Linked DNA regions of Homo sapiens: region 2 is linked to region 1. A link is a contact called in ENCODE Hi-C or POLR2A ChIA-PET data. All regions are on one chromosome and are shown on one strand. The core of a region is the stretch at or near the end of the contact, and the rest is flanking DNA. Distances in the headings are between cores, read along the strand shown. Region 1 has its middle 48 kb from the start of GCSH. Region 2 holds the start of C16orf46 (chromosome 16 open reading frame 46).

Region 1 (5,289 bases), core at 907-3,406:
GCCAGTTAGGATTCGATGTTTCTCTTTTAGATTTTTATCAGAGTCATTCTTCAAATTTCCCTACACATCAAGAGAACAGAGGAGAATCCCATACTCATCACTCCAGCTACAACAATGACCAACATTTGGCCAGTCTTGTCTCATCTCTTTTCTTCTCCTGGAGCTTTTTTTTTTTTTTTTTTTGCAGTGAAGTCTCACTCTGTCTCCCCAGCTGGAGTGCAGTGGTGTTATCTCAGCTCACTGCAACCTCCACTTCCTGGGTTCTAGAAGCAGTTCTCTTGCCTCAGCCTCCTGAGTAGCTGGGACTACAGGCGCACGCCACCACGCCCAGCTAGTTTTTGTATTTTTAGTAGAGAGATGGGGTTTCACCATGTTGGCCAGGTTGGTTCTAAACTCCTGACCTCAGGTGATCCGCCCGCCCCGGCCTCCCAAAGTGCTGGGATTACAGGCGTGAGCCACAGTGCCCGCCCTCACCCCCCGACTCCCCCACCCCCTGGGCCCAGAGTATTTTAAAGCAAATACTTTAATATGGTAAGACTTGAATTTGAACCCTTTTTTGTCTAGTGCCAAATATAGTGTAATCCTGTCCCTTTGTTTTTTTGTTTTTTTTGTTGTTGTTGTTGAGACGGAGTTTTGCTCTTGTCGCCCAGGCTGGAGTGCAGTGGCGCAATCTCAGCTCACTGCAACCTCCGCCTCCCAGGTTCCAGTGATTCTCCTGCCTCAGCCTCCTGAGTAACCGGGATTACAGGCACCCGCCACCATGCCCAGCTAATTTTTTTTTTTTGTATTTTTAGTAGAGACGGATTTTTACCATGTTGGCCAGGCTGGTCTTGAACTCCTGACCTCAGGGGATCGGCCAGCCTCAGTCTCCCAAAGTGCTGGGATCACAGGCATGAGCCAGCACGCCCGGCCAATACAGTGTAATCCTTAATCTTGTGTTTTTAGCTTTTTTAAAAATTATGAAACATCTCAAACATATAAAATTAGAGCAAATGATGAGATGAAGCCACACAGCGACACAGCGTCAAAATGATCAAAATGACGCAGCGAGACTCCGTCTCAAAAAAAAAAAAAAAAAAGAAGAAATGCAGTTATAATCTTGTATCTTCCCTTCACCTACAGGACAAGCTTTTCTAACTGTGCTTAGCATCTCCAAGGCAGAGCACTATCCCACCTGGAGGTTGCCTTGAGAGACAGCAGTCCATCTGCAACCCAAAGAACGCCTCCGACGAAACTGTCTCTCATGTTGAGAGTTTCAGCCACTTGTACAGGCTAGCCCTGCCCAGGAAGGTGCAAGCTGGACCTCCTGGTAGATAATTCTAATTCACTGAAGTGCGTTACGCCGACCCCCACTGGCTTGCTTCCTCTCCTCCCCGCCATTCATGCCAAGTCTCCTTTTAAAATCCCTGCTTTCTGCCTCAGAGGTGTAGTGATATCCTTAAGTCAGGAAGCCTGTACTTCTTCCCCTAAGCTAGCTTTGGAATAAAAAGTTACTTCTCTTTCTCTCTCCACCCACCGACCTCTATCTCTTTTTGAGACAGGGTCTAACTCTGTCCCACAGGCTGGAGTGCAGTGGCGTGATCTTGGCTCACTGCAACTTCTGCCTCCCGGGCTCAAGTGATCTTCCCACCTCAGCTTCCCAAGTAGCTGGGGCTACAGGCACATGCCACCATGCCCAGATAAAAAAGTCACTTTTTTTTTTTTTTTGAGACAGAGTCTCACTCTGTCGCCCAGGCTGGAGTGCAGTGGTGCGATCTCGGCTCACTGCAACCTCCGCCTCCCAGGTTCACGCCATTCTCCTGGCACAGCCTCCCTAGTAGCTGGGTCTACAGGCACCCGCCACCACACCGGGGTAATTTTTTGTATTTTTAGTAGAGACGGGGATTCACCGTGTTAGTCAGGATGGTCTCGATCGCCTGACCTCGTGATCCGCCCGCCTTGGACTCCCAAAGTGCTGGGATTACAGGCGTGAGCCACCGCTCCCGGTCAAGAGTCACTTTTTAAATACCAGATCTCACTCTGATTAACTGGACTCTGCAAATGGCAAGCAACTATATCTGCATTTTGGTTACAGCCAGGTATATGCATCTCCAGCCCTGACTCAGATAAGGTTAGGGTGTTGGGTAAATGGCTATGGTGAGGTCAACTCCTACCTTCCTCTGACTCACAGCCTCCTCCCTCACCCTCCTGACTGGGCTCCCTCACTGAAGCCTCAGCTGAAGATTCCAAGTCAACACTTTATTTTGCAGGGCTTCTGCTAATGTTTCTGAAAGATAACATCACTGCCAATCATAACACCACTTACTGTATACCTGCTTTGTGTCAGGCTGGGATCTAAATACTTTACATGTCTTACAATCTTATTCAGCCCTCACAATAAGCCAACGAGCTAGGTGGATCAATACCCCTATTTTATATTTTTTTTACTTTGAGACACGGTCTCACCCTGTCAACCAGGCTGGAATGCAGTGGTGCAACCTTGGCTCACCGCAACCTCTGCCTCCCAGGCTCAGGCAGTCCTCCTATCTCAGCCTCTCAAGTAGCTAGAATTACAGGTATGTGCCACCACGCCCAGCTAATTTTTAACACACCCCCTTTTTTTTTTTTTTTTTTTGAGACAGGAGTCTTGCTCTGTCACCCAGGTTGGAGTGCAGTGGTGCAATCTCAGATCACTGCAACCTCCACCTCCCAGGTTCAAGTGATTCTCTTGCCTCACCTCCCAGGTTCAAGTGATTCTCCTGCCTCAGCCTCCCGAGTAGCTAGGACTACAGGCGTGTGCCACCACATGCAGCTAATTTTTTTATTTTTAGTAGAGATGGGGTTTTGTCATGTTGACCAGGCTGGTCTTGAACTCCTGACCCCAGGTGATCTGCCCACCTCGGCCTCCCAAAGTGTTGGGATTACAAGCGTGAGCCACCACGCCCAGCCAACACCTCTATTTTCTAAGGGAAGAAATGAAGTCTCAGAGAGGTTGAGCAACTTGTTTAAAGTTGCACCGCTGCTACTGCAGCTGGGAGATCCCAAGGTTCTGGCCGACTCCAGAGTTCATGTTCTTAAGGTCCAGTGTGTCCAGCTGTGAATGCTAAAACTCCCAAACTCAAAGTCAAGGATCTAGTGGAAGCAGGGATGACCTCCATAAGCAGCCCAAACCCAGCTCTCTGGGGCAAATTCTTTTTTTTTTCTTTTTTTTTGAGATGGAGTCTTGCTCTGTCACCCAGGCTGGGGTGCAGTGATGTGATCTCAGCTCACTGCTGACTACACCTCCCAGGTTTAAGCGATTCTCTGCCTCAGCCTCTTGAGTAGCTGGGACTACAGGGGCAAGTAACTCTATCAGGGGTGGGGCCAAGAATTATGAATTCAAATTGCTTATTCTATAAACCATACTTTCGTGTTCTAAACAAGGTTTAGATAGTGGCCACCCTTGTGTATTAAAAATGGTAGCATTCTAAACCCACATAACTATCCACCATGTTCCACAGAACATTTCTGTCACTGTAGAAAGTTCTATTGGATGGCACCGCTCTAAATGGGAAGATGGACAGGAAAGGGGCATGAAGGGAACCAGGAGACTAGTTGAAACCGGAATAATATGCCATATATACATTTGTTTAATGAAAAGAAAACAATGTTACTGGGTTCTAGCTGGATATTGTTGGAAAAACCTCTGAATTTGAGATCTTTTATCTCTGTCAAACAGATTAAGGAGTGTTAGAGAGGCATTAAAGACATAGTCGCACCAAACTGAGACTTTCTCCCTTTTTTTTAGAGCTAGGGTCTTGCTCTGTCACCCAAGCTGGGGTGCAGTGGCACCTGTAACCTCAAACCAGTTTGCTGTAACCTCAAACTCAAAAAAAAGACTCAAGGGATCCTCCCACCTCAGCCTTCCAAATAGCTGGGACTACAGGTGCCCATTGAGAAGGAGTCTTGCTCTGTTGCCCAGGCTGGAGTGCAGTGGTGTGATCTTGGCTCACTGCAACCTCCACCTCCCGGGTTCAAGTGATTCTCCTGCCTCAGCCTCCCAAGTAACTGGGATTACAGATGTGCACCACCACGCCCAGCTAATTTTTGTATTTTTAGTAGAGATGAGGTTTCACCATGTTGGTCAGGCTGGTCTCGAACTCCTGACCTCAAGTGATCTGCCCACCTTGGTCTCCCAAAGTGCTGGGAATACAGGCATGAGCCACCGTGCTTGGCTAACACCTGGTTAAGTTTTAAACTCTTTGTACAGACAGGGTCTCCCTATGTTGCCAACGCCGGTCTCGAACTCCTGGCCTCAAGCAATCCTCCCGCCTCAGCCTCTTAAAGTGCTGGGATTAGAGGCGTGAGCCAGTGCTCCCAGCCATTTGCTTAATTAGGAGGATTGAAAACGAATAGAGAAAGGAATAACTTTTCCAGTCTGCAATTCCATGTTCCTTAATGGTTTTTGCTGCCCTGACTGTGATCTTGCTTCCTGCCCCACATATTCAGGCACGGATCGAGTTCAGCTTTGCACCCCAGCACTCTACAGAAGAAGGCACCGAGGCATTGAGAATGGAGGTCACCTGTCCACGGTCACACAGCCGGCTAGTGGCAGAGCCAGGACCCAGACATGGTTCTTCCTAGTGGAGATGAGACAAAAGACAGATGGACGGCTCCCACCTCACGGAGTTTACATTCCAGGAAGGATGGCGCAAGCTTTAAACAATTTTCACCTGATTCATTAGTTGGCCACAAACAGGTTGAATGCAAGAAGCTTAGGGAGTTGGCCGGGCACAGTGGCTCACGCCTGTAATCCCAGCACTTTGGGAGGCCAAGGCAGATGGATCACGAGGTCAGGAGATTGAGACCATCCTGGCTAACACGGTGAAACCCCGTCTCTACTAAAAATACAAAAAATTAGCCGGGCGTGGTGGCAGGTGCCTGTAGTCCCAGCTATTCGGGAGGCTGAGGCAGGAGAATGGCATGAACCTGGGAGGCAGAGCTTGCAGTGAGCTGACATTGTGCCATTGCACTCCAGCCTGGGCGACACAGCGAGACTCCATCTCAAAAAAAAAAAAAAAAAAAAAAAAAACTTAGGGAGCTAAAGAGCGCGTGGTCAGAGGCCCTAGTGTAGGTTAGAGGCTTGGGTTGCTCCCCTGAAGAAGGAATGCTTAAGCCAAAACTAAAATTTCAGTAGGTATTGGCCTGGCGAAGAGAGGAGAAAGAACATTCTAGACTAAAGGACCAGCCTGTGTGAAGGCTGTTAGTGGGAAGGCAGCTTGGCATTGTAGGGACAGTAGGTGCCTGAGGTATACAGAGGGAGGGGATGGC
Region 2 (5,289 bases), core at 1,992-4,491, 67 kb before region 1:
TTAAGTACTTTCAACGACTGAGTGCTCGTAACTTTACAGGAATGTTTTTTCTTTCCATTGGAAGCTCTAAAGATTCGAATGATCTCAAATTAAGTCATCCGCAAGCCTGCAAATTTTGTTCCTCAGTTCTTGGTATTCTTCTCAAATGCAAATCTGAAAACATCTGAAGACAGCTATCATTTTGTCAGATACAAATCTCAAGTTCCTCATCATCTTAAGAATGCAAAATTACCTGTCTCTTAAAATGTGGTGCCTGGAACTGAAAGCAATACCTCAAAAGTGGTCTGACTAGAAGTGTCTGCTTTGAAATCTGACTCCTTTTGATCTGAAATCTACATCTATTAATTAAACAAAGTTACTATATTTTTTTAAAAGTGTAACTCAATCTTTTTTCTTTCTTTTTTTTTTAGACAGAGTCTCGCTCTGTTGCCAGGCTGGAGTACAGTGGTATGATCTCAGCTCCCTGCAACCTCTGCCTCTTGGGTTCATGAGATTCTCCTGCCTCAGCCTCCTGAGTAGCTGGGACTACAGATGCGCGCCATCACGCCCAGCTAATTTTTGTATTTTTAGTAGAGACAGGGTTTCACCATGTTGGCTAGGATGGTCTCGATCTCTTGACCTCGTGATCCGCCCGCCTCAGCCTCCCAAAGTGTTGGGATTACAGGCATGAGCCACCACACCCAACCCTATAACTCAATCTTGATTAACACTGAGCTTGAGGTGAACTACAACTTCCAGATTTTTTTTTTTTTCACATGAATGGCTAAAAATTCCTGTCTTCTTTACTCTGTAACCATGCTGTTGATTTTCTTTTCTTTTTCTTTATTCTTTTTGTTTTACTTAGATGTAGACTCCAAATGCATCAGATCCTTGTAAAATTTCCCCTTTTGTTTTTGGACCATTATTAAACCTGCGTAGACAGTTCGCAACCTAACTCTGACTTCCCACAGTTTGACCATTCCTTCTTGCTTGATGACTCCATTAATTTGATGAGGATGCCTTCTGTATCTCCATCTACATCACGGATAAAGACGTTGAGAAGGATGGGTAAAGGATAATGCCCTCTGGGTATCCCTTTCACTTGGACATTTGCTAATTATTCAACTAGCTGCAAATTCACCTTCATCTTACTCCCTATACAATGACCTGGCCTATGTTTCTAAATCTTTTCTACAGGAATCCAGATCCATCCATTTAGATAGTCTTTTTTTTTAGAGGAACCTACCAAGAGTTATAGAAGTTGATGTCTCTCTCTCTCTCTCTTTTTTTTTTAACACCTATTGCCTAGATCAGGGATAAAGAATACATTCTGGCCAAGCACGGTAGCTCACACCAATAATCCCAGCACTTTGGGAGGCCGAGGCCGGTGGATCACTTGATGTCAGGAGTTCAAGACCAGGCTGGCCAATATGATGAAACCCCATCTTTACCGAAAATACAAAAATTAGCCAGGCATGGTGGCTCACGCCTGTAGTCCCAGCCACTTGGAAGGCAGAGGCAGGAGAATCGCTTGAACCCGAGAGGCAGAGGTTGCAGTAAGCCGAGATTGCACCACTACACTCCAACCTGGGTAACAGGGTGAGACTGTCTCAAAACAAAACAAAGAAAATTCTGAATTGTCAACTCCAAACTAGTGGCTACCTAGAGTGTTGTATTGAGAAGGATCTTATGACCTGACTATAGCAGGAAAAATTTCTGGGGTTGATTAATTATGTCTGCCAGAAAATAGAGTGTGCCACATGTTTGCCAGTCTGTCTATATAGTCAGATTACAAATATCTTACCGTAGCTTCCTATACCTGGTTGACAGATTCCTAATCCATTAAGGGCAGGGGAATGTTGAAGGACCAGGAGAAACCAAGGCCCAGGGTATTAAGTCAAACGCAAGCTGTTTATGTCAAAAGCAGATAGATGGTAATCTCTCAAAACTCCTTATCACCTTGCCTCAACTTCTCATTGGCTCTCCACTGTGCCACACACCCTCATCTTCCTACAAGCTATAGGTTTAAAGGAATCTTAAATTCCAACCAGGGAAAGATGAGTTTCTGGCAGCCTCATTTGGAATTTGAATGAACGTTCCTGTGGGTCGGCTCCTTAACAACCTATGCTGAATGAAGGAATAATCATTAGAAATATTGTTAGCCATGGCAGAAGTTAAGTTTCTTAATACAGGACCAATCTTCACTTACATGAACCAGTTAAATAGGTCCTGAAGACTGACCTGGGCATCCTGATCATTTGTGACACAGTTTCTACAGGAAAATGAGTTGGGAGTCGCATTTAGAAACACACTGGAAGGAGCTGAACCTTTGTCTGAAAGTTAAGCACCCGCGCCACCCAACTTGCACAATTTGTTCATATTTCCAAGAGTATAAATTTTATCCTCCTTGTTAATTATATGTGCCTTCTGCTTATTATATGCCTACAGGTCACAGGAACCTCAAGTATTTCACAGAATGATGCCAAGGAGCGCAGTTTCTACACCATCCCTCCCGATCAGACCACATCTATTCCAATCTCAGTCTCAAACTCTTCCCCTTTTTCAACTCACATTAATGAATTCACTAAGTACCTAGCACTGAGAATAAAAAGCTAAAGCAGCATCCGTCTTCTCTACTCTCACACAGCTTACAGTCCACAGCAAAGCGCAAGTCATCAAACACACGCGCTCCACCTGCCACCCCTAAAGCCCAGGCGCATCACGCTCGGCTCCACCTCTTCATCTAGCCCCGCCCCTTCCTGCAGGCCACACCCCTTTCTCTATCAGGCTCCTCCCTTTATGCCATAAGCCTTTTTTCCTCATCTAGCTCTTCCCCTTCCTCCGCCAGTTCCTACCGTGCCACAAAGACGCCTGCCCTTCTTTCAAACTATCCCATTCAGAAAAGCGTTCTGGATTGCCCGTTCGAATTCCTCCCCGTCCTCCGTCTACCCACCCTTAAAGGGTTCCGCTCCCAACGGATCCTCCTCAGGCCCCGCCCCTCCCCAGACCCCGCCCGCTCTGGGGAAGCCCCGGCACATAGTGCCTCTGCCTTTCGCTCCCTCTCGCTTCCTTTCGAACGAGGCAGGGACTCTCGCTCTGTCGCCTTTGGAGTGGTCCCGGGCCTTGCCCCAGGGGTGGAGAAATGGCCGCTCACACCTACCTGTGGGGCCAAGCGGATGGAAGGCCCCGAGACAGCTAGTCCCGGCCTACTGGCAAGAGCTACTCAGGTCGCTGCCGGATGGGCCGTTGCCTTGGGTTACGACCACGCTGGGGGCGGGACCGCGGCGGAAGTGACGTAGCCCAACAAAGCCTAGCACTGGCGAGGCGGTTCGTGGCATCTCCTATCCGCTCCGGGCGCTGCCGCCGGAAGGGCCAGCGACGGAGGGTCTCAGATGGCGGGGCTTGAGGCCCACCCGGGCTCTCGGGTCGGCGAGTCCCGTTGGGGAGCCCTTGTGCCTGCTAGGATATTTAGCAGATGCCAGGCGGCCAGAAACGTCCTCACTTTTCTCCCTCGGCCCTCTGGGGAACCGCCGTGAGCGTTTCCCACGGACACAAACTTAACAGGCCCAGAACGTCCAGGGAGGACGCGTTGTGAGCCTCAAAGAGCCCACTTACGTGACCGACAGCACCAGGCCGACGGGCACTCGCTGAACTGCTGGCCCGGAGCAGCACAGCTCTTAAGTGGGCAGTGGCATCTTTTATACAAATAAAGGAAGGTGGCCCCACGTCCCTAAAACAACAGCTTGCTGAAGAGAGATCGCAAAGCATCCCCCACTCCAGCTCGGGTCTGACTCCAAAGCCCTTCTGCTTTAGAAAGTGTGACTATTTCTGCTGTAGAAAACCGGTATCTAGGCCAGGCGCGGTGGCTCACGCCTGTAATCCCAGCACTTGGGAGGCCGAGGTGGGTGTATCACCTGAGATCAGGAGTTCGAAACTAGCCTGGTCAACATGGCGAAACCGTGTCTCTACTAAAAATACAAAAATTCGCCGGGTGTGGTGGCGGGCGCCTGTAATCTCAGCTATTTGGGAAACTGAGGCAGGAGACTGGCTCGAACCCGGGTGGCGGAGGTTGCAGTGAGCTGTGATGGCACCACTGCACTCCAGCCTGGAGAGCAAAACTCAAGTCTCAAAAAAAATTTTGGTATCTAAGTTCTCTAGCACTGTGATTGCTCCAATGAGACGGATTCAGCTATAATTCTATTCCAACTTTTTTCATACGTGTAAGCTTAGGTACCTTGTTCACATAAATAGGAAGATGCAAATAAAAGGGGTTTTATTGTATCTCAAGCTAGTAAGTATTAACCAAAAACATTTAAATGTTTTATCAGTTGACAATTTGTTTTGGTCTTCCTTCAGATCTATTGAAAACAGCTGGGCACCGTGGCTCACACCTGGAATCCCAGCTGAGGCAGGAGGCTCCCTTGAGCCCAGGAGTTGAAGGTTGCAGTAAGCTATGATTGTGTCACTGCACTCCAGCCTGGGAAACAGTGCAAGACCTTGCATATTAGAAAAAAGTTTCTGGGAAGTATACCAAAAGTCTTAACTAAGATTTGCTAAATGAATATTAATTAAATAACCTAACGGCAAGTACATGGGGAAGTTGGAGGATCTAGAACCTGACTTCCTTCACACTAACTATTCCTGCATTTAGCAGGTAAAAGCCCGATAGCATGATTGAGTGGAAACATGAAGGGACAAGGGTTTGGCTAGTTATGTTTATAAAAAGTCAACATAGGAATTGAGTCAAGATACCAGAAACTCTACTTATAGTAAGATCCCACTTTGCAAAAACGGAGAATGGAAGCGTACAGAACTGTACCTTCTCCTCAATTTTGCTGTGACTGTAAACTTCCTCTAACACATAAAATGTATTTTAAAGAAAAAAAGCCAGGAGTGGTGGCTTGCGTCTGTAATACCAGTTACTCACAGGAGAGGCTAAGGCAGGAGAATCACTTGAGACCAGCTTGGGAAGTGTCACAAGACCCCATATCTATTTTTTAAAATTAAAGGGAGATGGGTGGGTGCGGTGGCTCACACCTGTAATCCCAGCACTTTGGGAGGCTGAGGCGGGTCAATCACTTGAGGTCAGAAGTTCAAGACCAGCCCAGCCAACATGGCGAAACCCCATTTCAAAACCCTAATACAAAAATTAGCCGGGTGTGGTGATGGACGCCTGTAATCCCAGCTACTCAGGAGGCTGAGGTGGGAGAATCACCTGAACCCGTGAGGTGGAGGTTGCAGTGAGCCAAGATCGCACCATTGCACTCCAGCCTGGGCGGCAGGAAAGGCCTGTTGCAGGGAAGAAAGAGG

The links. Hi-C counts contacts between places; a loop is a spot of excess contacts on that map. ChIA-PET counts read pairs that join two places held with the same protein, here RNA polymerase II (POLR2A). Pooled maps may share reads with other maps.
Region 2: a map of Calu3 shows a loop between it and region 1 (2.8-fold over the local background). The contact joins the promoter of C16orf46 here to the enhancer-like site in region 1. A Hi-C loop is called at or near these places in 3 of 168 maps with a recorded cell type or tissue (Caco-2, Calu3 and endothelial cell of hepatic sinusoid) and 3 of 50 pooled maps. POLR2A ChIA-PET finds 5 or more read pairs at or near these places in 9 of 52 experiments (BJ, H1, HepG2 and 5 more).

What each region holds. Positions count from the first base shown.
Region 1 is chr16:81,141,880-81,147,168 of GRCh38, forward strand. It overlaps the pseudogene PKD1L2. Among named protein-coding and RNA genes, the nearest start is that of GCSH, 48 kb to the left of the region's middle. Within about 2 kb of position 2,157, at least 3 of the 41 ENCODE cell types and tissues checked have a DNase peak (open chromatin) inside an H3K27ac peak, as active enhancers do.
Region 2 is chr16:81,073,997-81,079,285 of GRCh38, forward strand. C16orf46 (chromosome 16 open reading frame 46) reads right to left here and starts at 3,242. Exons shown (of 4, transcript NM_152337.3): 1 at 3,140-3,242. It overlaps C16orf46-AS1 (C16orf46 antisense RNA 1), which reads left to right. Exons shown (of 2, transcript XR_007065137.1): 2 at 2,428-2,602. RefSeq lists enhancers at 2,774-2,913, 3,005-3,665, 3,504-3,553, 3,666-4,324.